Regions from separate parts of the Homo sapiens genome. Here region 1 is linked to region 2. Evidence: read pairs that join two places in POLR2A ChIA-PET (ENCODE). Cell type or tissue: GM12878. All regions are shown on one strand.

Region 1 (8,000 bases), 53 kb before region 2:
GATAATTTTTGTATTTTTTAGTAGAGATGGGGTTTTGCCATGTTGGGCAGGCTGGTCTCCAACTCCTGGGCTCAAGTGATCTGCCCGCCTCGGCCTCCCAAAATTTTGGGATTACAGGCGTGAGCCACCGCACCCAACTCAGGCTCTAAGCTGCTGGACCTGACACAAGTTACAGCATTTCCTTTAGCCTCAGTTTTCCCCTCTGTAAAATGGCAAAAATAACCCCTCTAAGGTAGATCTCAGCAGCCACAGATCGTAGCACAGTACCGGCACAAAGTGACCTTAGATCTTACTATGAATCCCAAATGCTCTTACTTCTCCCAAATCCTTGCAGATTAAAAGAGAGTAACTCCAGAACAACCAGAATCATTCTTTTCTTAGATTTCCTAACTCAAGCCCTGAGTTTTGGATTTAAAAAAAAAAATATGTGTGTGCTGCAAATCCTTAAATACAGAGAATTTTTCTCCCAGTGCCTCTCCCCTCCTCTCACGTAAGGGATGTGGATGGTACTTCAATGAAAGGGTCCTGTTGGCTGCATACCACGGCGGTCCCTCAGCCGCTATCCTGCACCCGCCTTGCTCAGGCAAAGTGAAGTCTTGAACAGGATCGGCCTTCTGGGTGTGCGACCTGAGGGCCCTTTGCTCAGAAGGTCCTTGGCTTGATTTCCTGCTCTGCTGTTGATATCTTGAAATTCCTAACAGGTTTTTTTTTCTTTCTTTATATCTTTATTCTTTTTTTTTGTCTTGTTGCTATACGCTTTTTAAAAAATTAATTTCCATAGGTTTTTGGGGAACAGGCGGTATTTGGTTAATTAGTTCCTTAGTGGTGATTTATGAGATTTTGGTGTGCCCATCCCCTGAGCAGTGTACACTGAACCCACCTAATGGGTTTGATCAAGGGGCCCTGCATTTCCATTTTGCACTGGGCCCTGCTCATTGTGGACTTGATCCTGGCCTTAGGTCCTGGCATGTACTGGTGCTGGCAGGCTCTGTGGGGTAAGGTGCCTGCCAGCCTAATGGGCAGGCCTGGGAGGTGGAACCCTCAAGCCCTCCAAGAGAAGGAAAGAAAGCAGAACCAGGTGTGAGCACGCTTGAGAAAACCCCTGTGCCTTTCATGGGAAGCCCCCCTCCCCACCCGATGAAGAACCCCAGAGCAGAATGCTCCGAGGGGTTGTTTCCCTGGCAACTCCTGTCTCCCCCATTCCATGCAAAATAAAACACAAACCAAGCTTTGCTTTAAGTGCTCCCTGATGCAGTTCAGCGTGGAGAACTGCGCGTCTGCCAAAGAGCCCGAACAAAACCATCTGGACTCTGCTGCATGGCCCCGTCTGTGGCTGCTGTAGCTGCCCGTGGGAAGGCCCTGCCTCCAGCTTCTGCCCTTGGCTGCGAACCATGGAGTCCCGGCTCCCAGGCCTATCCCCGGGATGATGCACTAGACATTTTTGTGGCAGGGTGCAGAACAATGGATTCCCCCTGATGCTTGCTTTAAGCATGAATTTTTGTTTTGCAAATGCAATCCTGGGAAGGAAGGGTAAGAGTAAAGTGAAGGGATGGGTGGTTTTCAGGATCAGATTGTTGCGTTGAGACATTAGAAGGGCCCAGGAATGGGCTGGGTATGGTGGCTCATGCCTGGAATCCCAGCACTTTGGGAGGCTGAGGTGGGCAGATCACTTGAGGTCAGGAGCTTGAGACCAGCCTGGGCCAACATAGCAAAACTCCGTCTCTGCGAAAAATACAAAATTTAGCTGGGTGTAGTGGTGGGCACCTGTAGTCCCAGCTACTTGGGAGGCTGAGACAAGAGAATCACTAGAACCCGGGAGGCAGAGGTTGCAGTGAGCCAGGATCATGCCACTGTACTCCAGCCTGGGCGACACAGCAAGGCTCCTTCTTAAAACAAACACAAAAACAAAAGGGTCCCAGGAACAGAAGAGAAGGTGTGCATGTCAGAACAGTAGCCTGATCTGACTTCTCTTCACTTAGGAGGGAGGGGGTGAGCTAGGGAGCAGGAATATGAAGGCAGTAGGGACCAGGAGGGTGGAAGCAGCTGCCCCTTGCCCAGGGCCGGGGTGCAGCTTGCTGGAAAAGCATCATTTTCTTCATGGGGTCTGGGGCATTTCTGCCCATGGGCCCTTGAGGCTTAGAAGTCCTGCCTGTTAAATACCTCACTCTGAGGCTGGCAGAGCAAACACAACAATCAAATCAACAAACAGGAGATGCTCCACCTTGCCTCCCCTTTGTAAACAGGGTAAGGTGGGCTCTGACTGAGCTGGTTTCGGGGCAGCCCCGATGGTCTGCGCCACCTCAGGGGAGCCTCCCGAGCTTGCGCTGGCTCAGTGCAGCCGTCATAACCCACCACCATGTAAAGCTGCCAACACACTCTGCCTCTCCGCATAAAAACACAGCAGGCACCCATAATGATCATCAGGATGACTGGGCCGGTTCCCTTAGGGATTTGTGTAACGCCTATGGCCAATTATATCCAAGGAGCTAATTAAAAAGCTAAAATACTTAGTTCTACCAATAATCAAAGAATGTATTAATTCATACCTATTAAATCAAGGGGTTTCTAGTGCACGTCACTTAAGCATCTTTAAAAAGCCCTGCAAACATCGTTCCTTTGATCTTTTGGCATCCCTCAAGAAGATCAAGTGGGAAATTTACTTCTTGGGTGAAACAAGGCCCAGAGAAATTAAGGAAAACTGCCTAAGGCCACACAGCAAGTAAGTGAAGGAACCAGAAATAGAAGTCAAGGGCACCTGGTCCATTACTCTAACCTCTAACTATGTTGCTTTCCCCAGGAGTCCACCAATTAGTGGGAACAGCTCTTACTGACTAATGGATGGTTAACTTTACAAGTGGAATGATTTTTACAAATGAGCTACAATATGACTGTAAGTAGAAAGTAAAAAAGCAAATCTTTTTCATCCTGCACCATGGCCTGGCTTTCCTTTTATACGGTAAATGATAACAAGTATTCTTTCCTTCTATCCTTGGAGTCCTGGCTTCCTCTAGTTTTCTATACAGCAATGCTTCAATACTCAGTAGCTTTCAATACTCAATGCTTTCCATACTCCAAAGACTAAAACACAACGACAACTGTGATGAAGGACAGCCTGGGCCAGGCATGGTAGCTCACGCTTGTAATCCCAACACTTTGGGAGGCCAAGGTTGGGGGATCACTTGAGGTCAGGAGCTCGAGACCAGCCTTGTCAACATGGTGAAATCCTATCTCTACTAAAAATTAGCCAGGTGTAGTGGCACGCGCCTGTAATCCTAACTACTCCGGAGGCTGAGGCAGGAGAATCGCTTGTACCCAGGAGACGGAGGTTGCAGTGAGCCGAGATCTTACCACTGCACTCCAGCCTGGGCAACACAGTGAGACTCCATTTCAAAAAAAAAAAAAGAGCAACAACAAAAAAAACAGCCTGGATGATCTGGACTTGCGTGAAACAAAACTTAGAGGAAACCACCAAGTAGTGGCTTCCTTGAGACTATGTCTGTCCCTGTTGTTGGGACTGGCTGATACTGGATGTGGATTCTTAGTTTCTGACCTAGACTTGCCGTGACTCCCAATGCGATCACAGGTCCTCCACTTCCCTGTTCTGGGCCTCAGTATCTTCATGTATGAAAACAGGAGGTGGGAAACACTTATCCACGGAGTGCAAACAAAAGTGGGTAATAAATACTGCCTTTGAGACCTGAATGCAACAGGGTCCACTCTAAGTACTTAATGAGCAGGGACCAGTTACTGGTTTCTATTAGATGGCCTGCTGGATTCCCACATCCTGTATTTAGCTGAAGGCTGGGGCAGAGGAAGGGGCTTTGGCTCCACTGGACTTCCTCCCCAGCCAGCATTTATGGAGAGCTGGGACTGCATGTGGAGTGGTGGGCAAGCTCCCAGGACGATGTGGAAATAGACGCTTGAGAGGAAGCTCAGTCTAGTGGCTCTGATGCTTGACTAGGACTTTGGAGAACCTCGTCTTCCCCCGCTGCCCCTGAGGCTGAGTCACCAAGCTTCTTAATGATCTCCCTATGAGTAACTTCCTGTTTCATCCAGGGGGGCTATTACACAGAATCACAGCAGCCATCTGGTCCACCTCCTCCTTGCACAGATAAAGTAACCCCAGTAGAGAGAGGTTAAGGGATTGGCAGAGGTTAAATAAGTAATTGATGATGGGACCCACATCTTGTGACTTCTGGTCCTGGGCTCTTTCTAACACACCATGAAGCTCTGACAATGAACGAGAACAAAGTTGTTTCAAGCTTCTTGTTCTGAGTCTCTATATAAGAAGAATTAGACTCATGGACAGGAATAATCTCCAAGCTCAGAAGAAAACATACAAACTGAAAAACTCACTTCCTTATTTCATTTCTGCCCTTTTTACTTTCTAGAGCAGACTGGCACTTGCAAATCTTTAGACGGATTTACATTTTCAGCAAATACAAATGAGTTGTTTCACATCTAGAGGGCTGCAGGGCAAAAGAAAGGAGTCACTGAACCCGAATCAGATGGAATTTAAAATGTGAGAGCACCCAGAAAGCTCCAAACCTGTGCTCTCAGAGGACTGGATCCCATGTGCCCTGGTAAGGTTTTGCTATTGGAGCACAGCCGGTTCTAAGGGGCAACAGAAGTAGGTATATATACACATATATATAATATATATACATATATGTAATATATATACACATATATATAATATATATACATATATGTAATATATATACACATATATATAATATATATACATATATGTAATATATATACATATATAATATATACATATATGTAATATATATACATATATAATATATACATATATGTAATACACACACATATATAATATATACATATATGTAATATACATATATAATATACATATATAATATACATATATAAAATATACATATATATATATATATATATATATATATATATAAAATATACTTTTTTTTTGAGACACAGTCTCACTCTATCCTCCAGGCTGGAGTGCAGTGGCACGTTCTCAGCTCACTGCAACCTCTGCTGCCTCCCGGGTTCAAGTGATTCTCTTGTCTCAGCCTCCCAAGTAGCTGGGATTACAGGCTCCCACCAACATGCCCAGTTAATTTTTGTATTTTTAGTAGAGACGGGGTTTCATCATGTTGGCCAGGCTGGTCTCGAACTCCTGACCTCAGGTGATCCACTCGCCTTGGCTTCCTAAAGTGCTAGGATTATAGGTGTGAGCCAACATCCTGGCCCAGGTATATGTTTTTAGTGGGTTGAAATCATATGTCAGAGGTTTTTTTTTTTCTATCAGTTTTTTAGGCATTCAATATATTTTACTTTTTACAAAAAAAGAAGACAGAGGCAAGGCCCTTGGGTTTCAGGCAGCATTGAATTCCCATTCCCTTTCCAACCATTCATGTAGTAGTCTTCTACTTTGTACTGGACTGTTCTCATAGGCAAGAGGAAACACATGGTGCCTAATACATGTTTATATTTGTAGCGAGCTTACAATCTACTTGGGAAGACAAGACATACATAAAGTAGCTGTATTCATGCTACAGGAACCCATGATTCCTATAGCCAGAGATGGAAACCATCTCTGGTTTCTGTACCAGGCTTTACAAACTCTATAGAAGTGCCGCACTGCAGGCTGGGCATGGTGGCTCATGCCTGTAATCCCAGCACTTTGGGAGGCAGAGGTGGGCCCATCGTGAGGTCAGAAGTTCAAGACCAGCCTGGCCAACATGGTGAACCTCTGTCTCTACTAAAAATACAAAAAATTAGCTGGGCGTGGTGGCTCACGCCTGTAGTCCCAGCTATTCGGGAGGCTGAGGCAAGAGAATCACTTGAACCCAGGAGGCAGAGGTTGCAGTGAGCGGAGATCATGCCACTGCACTCCAGCCTGGGCGACAGAGGAAGACTCCGTCTCAAAAATAAAAAATTAAAAAAAAAAATTAGAAGTGCCGCGCTGCCTCATTCACATATATCTCATGCTTTTGTCTCAAATAATCAGTATTCATGACTCTTGTTTACTCTTGATTGTTTTGGTTTTCATTTTTAGGAGCAAGAACCCTGGGTGGGAGGTCAGGAGCCCTCAGTTCTAGCTCTGACTTTGTAGAGCCCTCTCCATCTTAGCTTCGTCCTCTCTAAAACGAGGGGGTGTGTGGGCATTCCTACATTCTGTGCATGGGTTGAAGGTCAGCATTGTAAATCCAGAGAATGTCAAGCTGCAATTCTTTGGAATTTAAAAATAAAGTAGCTTGAGTTAAACATTTCCTACCGATGGGAGACAATATAGAATAGCATGGATTAAAAGCATGGTTTTCAACGTCATACTGTCTGCCACTTACCGGCTGTGTATTCTCAGCAATTGAATTTGTGCCTTAGTTTTTTCATCTTTGAAATAATAGGAATAATAGCACTTTTCTCATAGGGCTGCTGTACTAATGAATTAATATATGTTAAATGCTTAAAATGGTGCCTGGTACATAGTGCTGAAGAAATAATATGAGACTGGTGCAGTCAGTGGCTCTTGCCTGTAATCCCAGCACTTTGGGAGGCTGACATGGGTGGATCATCTGAGGTCAGGAGTTTGAGACCAGCCTGGCCAACATGGTGAAACCCAGTCTCTACTAAAGATACAAAAATTAGCAAGGCGTGGTGGCATGCATCTGTAATCCCAGCTATTCAGGAGGCTGAGGAAGCAGAATTGCTTGAATTCGGGAGGCGGAGGTTGCAGTGAGCAGAGACGTGTCACTGCCCTCTGGCCTGGGTGACAGAGTGAGACTCCCCCCTCAAAAAAAAAAAAAAAAAAAGAAATGCTATGATTGTACACATTCCCCTCCGTCAATTACATACCAATATTATTGTTCAAGTAAAACATAAAAGTTATGAATACTTTGAACACATATCAGCACAAAGTACAGGTTTGTGTAATGTTTTTTTGAAAGACAACTCATATGGTGTCATGAGCATTGCAAAAACTGTTTTCTGTGAAATTGGATTGTTTACAATGCAAGGAGAAGTTGGACCCAGGGTCCCCATTCATTCGTTTGTGCTGGAGTTTGCTGTATTCTCTTTGGGGTTGTTTATTCCTAGTCTTATTGGCCAATTCCTCCGTCCACTGCAATCTTGACCAGAGTCAGTTTTGACCATTTTCCTGTTATGACTTCTAATCTCAAAACATTCACCCTGCGAAAAAAGTATCCCATTGTAAGATGACTCAGTCTTACACAGAACAGAGTGGGCTATAATGGGAACATATCAGGCCCTCCCAAATACCCAAACAATGACGGCAGATCACTGGCTTCCTAAATGGGTCTGAGGATGTCCTCCATCACTTGCACTGAAAGAGGCATCTATCTTCTTCAGAGATGGCCACACACCCAGCACAGGAGACAATGGCTAATTCTTCTCTGCAGCCAGGCCTAATGGAATCAAGATGTTCTTCCGGCCAATTGCGTCTTCCTCATTGTCAGACAACGCGAGCTCTAAATTGATTTGGTTCATTCAGTGACAGATACCCAGAGCACCGGGCCTTGACCCCTTAATGGATGGCCTCTTTTTAACCCATCAAAAACCTCTTAGCTTCCTTTGGCTTAAGAGTCATTACTAGGGGAAAAGGGAGAAAGAGGTTAACAAGTACTTGACAAGCCCATTGAGACGCAGGCCATTTTGTTTTTCTCCATTGGACTTGATTTCCTTGTAATTTTCTCCCTAGAGGCCTCTCTCTGTATTATTTTCTTGTGTGTATTTTGGCTTTTCTTGCAGAAAGACTTCACCATAAAGCTTTGATGAATGTAAATACTTTCAAGAGAAGCTGGAATTGTTTTTCCTTTCCTATCCTCTGCCCCCTGATGTAATTCCTTCCCTCCTCAGAGTGCCCCAAGGGACTGGCTGGGGTCAGTGGGTTGAATGGCTGAAGCTGTCCAGTGATTTGGAATATCTGGGTCTAGCTTTGGTTTTTCTAGCAATGAGCACTGTGACCCAGTGATGTGTGGCTTAACCTCTCTGTG
Region 2 (8,000 bases):
AAACAACTTACCTGTAAAATATAGGAAGCTAATTCAAACACCACTTCGCTGTCAACGTCAATAAGCTCCTGAAAGGAAAAAGCAACAAACGAAGACAAGTTTGGTATTTAACCACCATTTTTTTCTTTTATTTTAAATGACAGCTCTTCTTCGGGAGGATTACTTGAGCCCTGGAGTTTGAGACCAGCCTGGGCAACATAATGAGATGCTGCCTCTACAGAAAATTTAAAAATTAGCTGGGCAGGGTGGTGCACGTCTGTAGACGCAGCTGTTTTGGAGGCTGAGGTGGGAGGTTGAGGTTGTAGCGAGCTGTGATAGTACCACCGCACTCCAGCCTGGGTAATGGGGTGAGTGAGACCCTGGCTCAAAACAAACAAACAAACAAACAAAAAGCCTTATTTTCTGAGGAATTGCTCAGAATCCCCAATATTCATAGAACATCTTGAGTCTCTGAGACCACACCCTGAATTATTCAGTCCTAAACACTCCCAACATCGTTTTTACTGCTCTTAGCTGGGATGGACTAGGGGACCTGGGCCTACCCGACTATCTCAAGGGCCTCACCTTTAAATCTTTAGAGAAATTAAGAGGCAGACTAGGCCCCAGCATTTTACAAACCTGTTTGTTAATGTTATTAATCACTGGAATAGGGATGCTTGACAACAAAATGCATTTTCTTTAAAAACTAAACTTCAGAACTTTCTTTCTATAAAGAAAGGCTTTCTTGAAAGGCTGTTTTTTGAAAGGAATGTTACAGTGGGATTGTAACTCCTTAAAATTAAATAAAATGTAAAAATATAGTTCCTCGGTTGTACTAGCCACATTTCTTTCATGTGCTCAATAGTTCAGTGTCGCTAGTGACTACCGTATCGTCAGCTCAGATACAGAACGTTTCTACCACTGTAGAAAGTTCTATTGGTCAGCAACTGTTACACAGTGTAAGTTTAACAATGTTTCTGCCTATTAGTTCTTCCCCCAAATACTTAATTGTGATCTAGGGACGTGGTCTTCAAAGCACTTAAACCTCTCCTTGGTTTTTGAAAAAATTCCTTTTCTCTCTCTCTCTTTATATTTATATTTTTGAAATACATATTTCAAAATGTATATAGTTCATATCTTTTAACAGCTTTTTTCTTTCTCTGAGACAGAGTCTTGCTGTGTCACCCAAGCTGGAGTGCAGTGGTGCGATCTTGGCTCACTGCAACCTCCTCCTCCCAGGTACAAGTGATTTTCCTGTCTCAGCCTCCCGAGTAGCTGGGACTACAGGCATACACCACCACACCGGATAATTTTTTTGTATTTAGTACAGACGGGGTACCAGGTTGGCCAGGCTGGTCTGGAACTCCTAGCCTCAGGTGACCTGCCTGCCTTGGCCTCCCAAAGTGTTGGGATGATTACAGGCATGAGCCACTGCACCCGGCCAAAACAGCTTTATTGAAGTATAACTAAAACACCTCAAAAACTGCATATGTTTAATGTAAACAATTTGATGAGTTTGGACAGATGCATACACCCATGATACCATTACCACAACCAAGGTAATAAACATATCGATCACATCCAAAGATTTCCGTGTGTGTGTGTGTGTGTGTGTGTGTGTGTGTGTGTATGGTAAAAACACCTAGCTGGGCATGATGGCTCACACACTTTGGGAGGCAGAGGCGGATGGATCACTTGAGCCCAGGAGTTCAAGACCAGCCTGGTCAACGTGGCGAAACCCCATCTCTATTAAAAATACAAAAATTAGCCTGGAGTGGTGGTGTATGCCTGTAGTCCCAGCTACTTGGGAGGCTGAGGTGGGAGGGTCCCCTGAGCCTGCGGAGGTTGAGGCTACAGTGAGCTGTAATCATGCCACTACACTCCAGCCTGGTGACAGAGAGACCCTGCCTCAAATAAACAAACAAACAAACAAACAAACAAAACCTAACAACAACAAACTCACTAACCATGAGGACATGACCTACCTTCTTAATAAACTTCTAAGTCTTCTAAGTGCACAACACTCTCTCATTATACATAGCTCACATGTTAAAGACAAAGAGAAGCCTGGAGTCCATCAGCATGCCAGAATAATACACAATTTAATTGATATCCTATGTCTGGTGTCAAGCTTAAGCACAAATATCCATTTTATTTTTCTTTCCCTAGTATCACAAGATCCCATAGTGGCTGACTGGATGACAGAGAGCTAGAGGTAAAAGAGATTTAGAGACCAGCCAGCCTGACCCTGTGCTTTTACTGAGAATGGAACCCAAAAACATCAAGGGACTTTGCAAAACCACAGGGCCTTAATGGCACTTAAGGGGCCGGGAACAGACCCCCTACTACTTGTCCAGTGTGTGACCTCCCTTAGGACTTACATTTCCACCCAAATCAATAGAGAATCAGTTTCAGCCAATGTATTCTAAGAACAATATCTATAATCCAATTTGCTTAGCAAGAGTTTCTATTCACTTGCATTACAAGCCAGACTCTGATTCAAGGATTGATTTTTTTTTTTTGTTTTTTTTTTTTTTTTTGAGACGGAGTCTCACTGTTGTCGTCCAGGCTGGAGTGCAATGGTGCGATCTCGGCTCACTGCAACTTCTGTCTCCCGGGTTCCAGCAATTCTCCTGCCTCAGCCTCCCAAGTAGCTGAGATTACAGGCGCCCACCACCACGCCTGGCTAATTTTTTTGCATTTTTAGTAGAGATGGGATTTCACCATGTTGGCCAGGCTGGTCTCGAACTTCTGACCTCAGGTGATCCACCCACCTCGGCCTCCCAAAGTACTGGAATTACAGGCATGAGCCACCATGCCCGGCCGATTCATGGATTTTGTAATTATTTTTTGAGAGGTCCAGAATTGGCTCCTGCAATTTAAAACAATGCATTCAAGCACACCTGGATCTTTTGAAGGAGAGATATCTTTCAGGCTCCTTTGGGCCTGGGAATTTCACAGTTGGATACTAATATTTGCCCTGGAACCACCTTAGAAGTACGGGTTAAAAGAACTCATGAGAGCCTACGGAAGAATTGGGGACAATAATTCCTTACGTTTAACCAGCTGAAAGAGCTTTACGGCGGTTGGAATTGATAGAGGCTGTCGGTGCTGGGATGCGGAAGAATGTTTGGAATTGCAGTTCCGGGATTAGCAGGTCCCATCAGAATGTAAATCATTTAACAGTGTACAGATGGCTTCACAGAAACACTGTCCAGGATTTCCACAATAGATGGTTTCTACTCTCACTCTGTGCGTTTCCATTCCCACCTGAATGCCTTGGGGTGCACTTGTTAGCGTGCTGTTGTATGTGTGCTTTTCTGTCAAACATTTACACCTTATGTTACAGCCAATGGTCGACTGCGGGCTAATATTTAACATCTGCTGAGAGGCTTATCTGATGCGCAACTCAAAACCAACCATCAGAAAATAACACTTTTAAGTGTGAACATAGCTTTTAGTTTGCTATTTGATTCATCCGCTAAACGAAGATGTCTCTACCTGCGCGGAGGCGGGTAACACGAAGGAAGGTCTTTTATTCTATTTTACACAGCCCATTATGTGGTCCCAGGAGAGTATCATTGGTGAACATTAACTGTAACATAACTGATATCCACAGGAAAGCTACCAAAAATATCCACAGGAAAGCACCATCAAATATCTAACCTGATTGATTCAACTTCTCTCTCACCATAGTTGTTCTCGGGTTAAGTGAGAACTGGCACCTTTAACTGTGGTGACTTTTCGGGTGAAAAGCCTGACCTTGACTATCTATCTCCCAGTGAAGATATCAAAAACAGGAGGAGGTGAAATGTGGCCAGTGGGAGGGAAAATGATTAAAGATTCAAGCGCCCCAGGCATTGCACATGCTTACAAAATCTGATGGAAAGAGCTGCATTATTATTTCTGACCTCGCCTATTTAACATGCATTGAATTTAAGGATCATTTCATTGGATGTTCTCATAGGACTCAACACAAAGACCAAAACGGTGTGGATAAGAACCAATCTAGGGTGGTGGGAAGACATCCTGAGAGTCTTTGCCCAATTCCCCAATGTCACTTGTTCATGATACTGTTTCCCCCTTATACACCTCATCCTTCCAGGTGGCTTTATCCTTAAGATTCTACCACGATGGAGCAGAGCTCTAGACTTCCGGCTTACTCTGAAAATTTCCCATGGTACTTCAAAACCTGAAAGCTGGCCGGGCACAGTGGTTTAAGCTTGTAATCCCAGCACTTTGGGAGACCGAGGAGGGCAGATCATGAGGTCAAGAGATTGATACCATCCTGGACAACATGGTGAAACCCCGTCTCTACTAAAAACACAAAAATTAGTTGGGCGTGGTGGTGCACGCCTGTAGTCCCAGCTACTCAGGAGGCTGAGGCAGGAGAATCGCTTGAACCCTGGAGATGGAGGTTGCAGTGAGCCGAGATAGCGCCACTGCACTCCAGCCTGGTGACAGAGTGAGACTCCATCTCAAAAGACAAAACGAAACGAAACAAAACACCCCTGAAAGCCAAGTTCCACACAGGGGAGTTATTAGATGTTTTCAGGGGTCTTCCTAGCAGAAATGTGCTCCCATATGACATTAAGAAAATGACTCTCCCTTTTCCTTATCTGACTTCTCCAGTGGTCCAGAGGTGGCTTTTCATTTATTTTTTTTGAGACAGGATCTCACTGTGTCACCCAGGCTGGAATGCAGTGGTGCAACCTGGGCTCACAGCAACCTCCGCCTTCTGGGTTCCAGCAATTCTTGTGCCACAACCTCCCAAATAGCTAGGATTACAGGTGTGCGTCACCATGCCTGGCCAATTTTTTTATTTTTAGTGGAAGCAGGGTTTCACCATGTTGGCCAGGCTGGTCTCAAACTACTGACCTCAAGTGATCCACCCACCTCGGCTTCCCAAAGTGCTGGGATTACAGGCATGAGCCTCCGTGCCCGGCCAGAGGTGGCATCTTTCATGGGTTTCTGCTCAAGCAGAGGAACTACACTGAAGGAGACCACACAGAGTGTGCAAAAATCCCATTTTTTTCCTGGGATTCTGGGCTTTCCCCATAACTGTAACTAAGGACAAAATGGGATCATAGGAGGAGGAGCAGAAGACACTTCCCGGAGGCTTGAGGGTGGCTTCCATCTGCCTTATGCAGGGGCTGAGGTGTAACATTCCTCTGCGCTTATGCAATCCACAGCTCTGCGGTGAAGCCCCCCGTGCTCTTGCGGCCATTGGAGGGAGGGGTTTCTGCAGTGTCTGAGCTGGAATCTAGCCTGGGAATCTTGGGCTGTCTGGTGGGCATGGAATAATTACTTTGAGACTCTAGAGAAGCCCAGGGCGATGCTGGCAGGAGGAAGTGTAAGGTCCTTTGGTGACTGTGGCCACTGGGTGTGTACTTTAGGCATCTGCTTTCCTTACTACTGAATAATGCATGCTGCTTCCTTTGATCTTTGAGAAATGGTATGGAAAGACGAACCGTGACCGTCTGCAGGTATGTGTGTGTGTGTGTGTGTGTGCGAACGTGCTCTGAGTAGGGGTGGGAAGGGCTGCCCCACTTCCTCCCACGCCGTGTTGTTTTATCCCAGGTGACTGAACTGCCGAAGGAAGAGGCCTGAGGTCATTTATCAGCAACACCATGCCTAACAATATTCTCAGAAAGATTTCCATCTGAGGGTCTCCAAGTGTTTCTAACAAGTGGGCCCGTGGGAACCCCAAATGGCAGGTGTTACGGATGTTCTCCAAGAGTCCTGAGAGCCGGAGGGCCTCTTTGCTCAGAGGGACTTGGTGGTGGTCTTTACATTTAACCAAGAATCTTAATGACAAGCAGCCCACCATGGTCCGGAACTGCAGGAATTCCAACTCTCATGTAAGACAAATGAGATAATTCCGTGAGAAAATGTAATTGACAACCATATAGTAGGTCGAGAAGATTTTGACAAGGACAGTCTTTGCAAAGTCCACTCGGAACCACTTGTAGGGTTAGGAAAGCCACCAAGCGTTTTCCTAACGAATTCTCACCAGTTATCACCACGTTTATTCTTACCCACAAAACATCTAAAGATAATAGTGGCATGCCATTCTCCTTAAGATTATTTCTACTGTCCCCTGAAAGTCCCATATTCTGGTCTTAACCCCCCAATGCCTTGAGGACATGGACTGAACCACCTGACCTTGAGTTTGATTTTCCTTATCAGTAAAATGGGGATAACAATTTCCTTTCCAATTATTTTACTGGGTTTGGTGAGGCATAAATGAAGTGACTTGGAAATATAAAACACACTACAAGTATTAGATCTATATTATTTATTTCTGCTGATGAGTATCTATAGATAATCTGAACTCCACAGTTTTGCCTTTGTTCTTTAGTATGTCTTAGCATTTATAGGAAACTTTACTAGATTTTTTTTTTTTTTTTTTTTTTGAGACGGGAGTCTTGCCTTGTCGCCCAGGCTGGAGTGTAGTGGCGCGATTTCGGCTCACTGCAAGCTCTGCCTCCTGGGTTCAGGCCATTCTCCTGCCTCAGCCTCCCAAGTAGCTGGGACGACAGGCACCCACCACCACGCCTGGCTAATTTTTTGCATTTTTTAGTAGAGATGGAAGATTTTGTTTTAAAAGAGATGGGTTGTGTGTGTGTGTGTGTGTGTGTGTGTGTGCGTATGTGTGTGTACTGGTCACCGTGTCTGTGGTGTATTTTATGTGTCAACTTGACAGGCCAAGGGTTACCCAGATTATTTATTTTTGAGACAGGGTCTTGCTCTGTCACCCAGGCTGGAGTGCAGTGACACCATCTCGGCTGACTGCAACCTCTGCCTCCTGGGTTCGAGCGATTCTTGTGCCTCAGTTTCCTGAGTAGCTGGGATTACAGGTGCCCATCACCACAACCAGCTAGCTTTTTGTATTTTTAATAGAGACGAGGTTTCACCATGTTGCCCCGGGTGGTCTAGAACTCCTGGGCTCAAGTGATCCACCCACCTCGGCCTCCCAAAGTGCTGGGATTACAGGCATGAGCCACTGTGTCCGGCCCCGAGTTGCCCAGATTAAACAGTTTCTGGATGTGTCTACGAGGGTGTTTCTGGATGAGATCAGCATTTGAATCAGTGGACTCAATAGACCACCCTCCCCAGTGTGGGTGGACATCACACAATCCTGGAAGGCTTGAATAGAACAAAAGATGGAGGGTGGAGGAGCTTGCCCCTTTTTTCATTTTTCTTTCTTTCTTTTTGTCCCTTGCTTTTTGAGCTGGGACATCACATTTCATCTTCTCTTGTCCTTGGACTGGGACTTATACCACTGGCTCCCTGGTTCTCAGGTCTTTGGACTCAGCCAGTGGACTGACACCACTGGCTTTCCTGGGTCTCCAGCTTGCAGACAGCAGACTGTGGGATCTCTCAGCCCCCATGATCTTGTGAGCCAACTCCTCATAAGAAGTCTCTTTCTGTATATCTATATATATCCTATCGGTTCTGTCCCTCTGACTAATACACCGTATATCATTAAAGTGGGACACAATGCCCATATTTAGCCCAACTTGCTCTCTTCTTGTGGCTCTATGCCTCATTGCACAACTCATCATAATTACGCAAATTTGCCCCCGGGGCAAACAGGGGCTGTGGTGCAGGATGAGACTGATGCGATCTCGCACAATTCCTCATTCTTAGTCCTCTGCCAGTTTTTCAGCATCAAGTCACTTCATGTTTGTCTAATGATCCACGAGGTGAATGCCACTCATGCTCAGCCGCAACCCTAACTCTGCCGCGTTGGGATTTCTCATGCTGTCCACCCCACCGCAGACAGCCCATGTCAGGATCTCAAGGAATCGTTCTTTTATTAACTTATATTTTAAATAATTTTTACTTTTATTTATTTATTTTTGTTGAGACAGGGTCTTGCTCTGTTGCCCAGGATGGAGTGCAGTGGCACCATCATAGTTCACTGCAGCCTTGAACTCCTGAGCTCAAGTGATCCTCCTGCCTCAGCCTCCTGGGTAGCTGGGACCACAGGCACACACCACCGTGCTTAGCTAATT

The links. Peaks named below come from ENCODE experiments on the same cell type or tissue, not always from the same donor. Only the 100,000 strongest peaks of a DNase experiment are listed, where the experiment ranks them.
Region 1: POLR2A ChIA-PET joins it to region 2 with 10 read pairs; 9 of 35 experiments call an interaction of 5 or more read pairs at or near these places.

The regions. Positions count from the first base shown.
Region 1 is chr10:13,709,125-13,717,124 of GRCh38, forward strand. All of the region lies in intron 12 of FRMD4A (FERM domain containing 4A), which reads right to left. LOC105376426 (a long non-coding RNA gene) reads left to right here and starts at 1,364. Exons shown (of 4, transcript XR_001747371.2): 1 at 1,364-1,530; 2 at 2,798-2,890. RefSeq lists enhancers at 2,580-3,446, 3,447-4,311. In GM12878, no CTCF peak of the experiment used is centred here; DNase peaks (open chromatin) are centred at 4,217 and 4,347; H3K4me3 peaks cover 1,286 bases; H3K27ac peaks cover 3,223 bases.
Region 2 is chr10:13,762,613-13,770,612 of GRCh38, forward strand. It overlaps FRMD4A (FERM domain containing 4A), which reads right to left. Exons shown (of 25, transcript NM_018027.5): 7 at 12-68. Among named protein-coding and RNA genes, the nearest start is that of PRPF18, 180 kb to the left of the region's middle. In GM12878, no CTCF peak of the experiment used is centred here; DNase peaks (open chromatin) are centred at 3,320 and 7,513.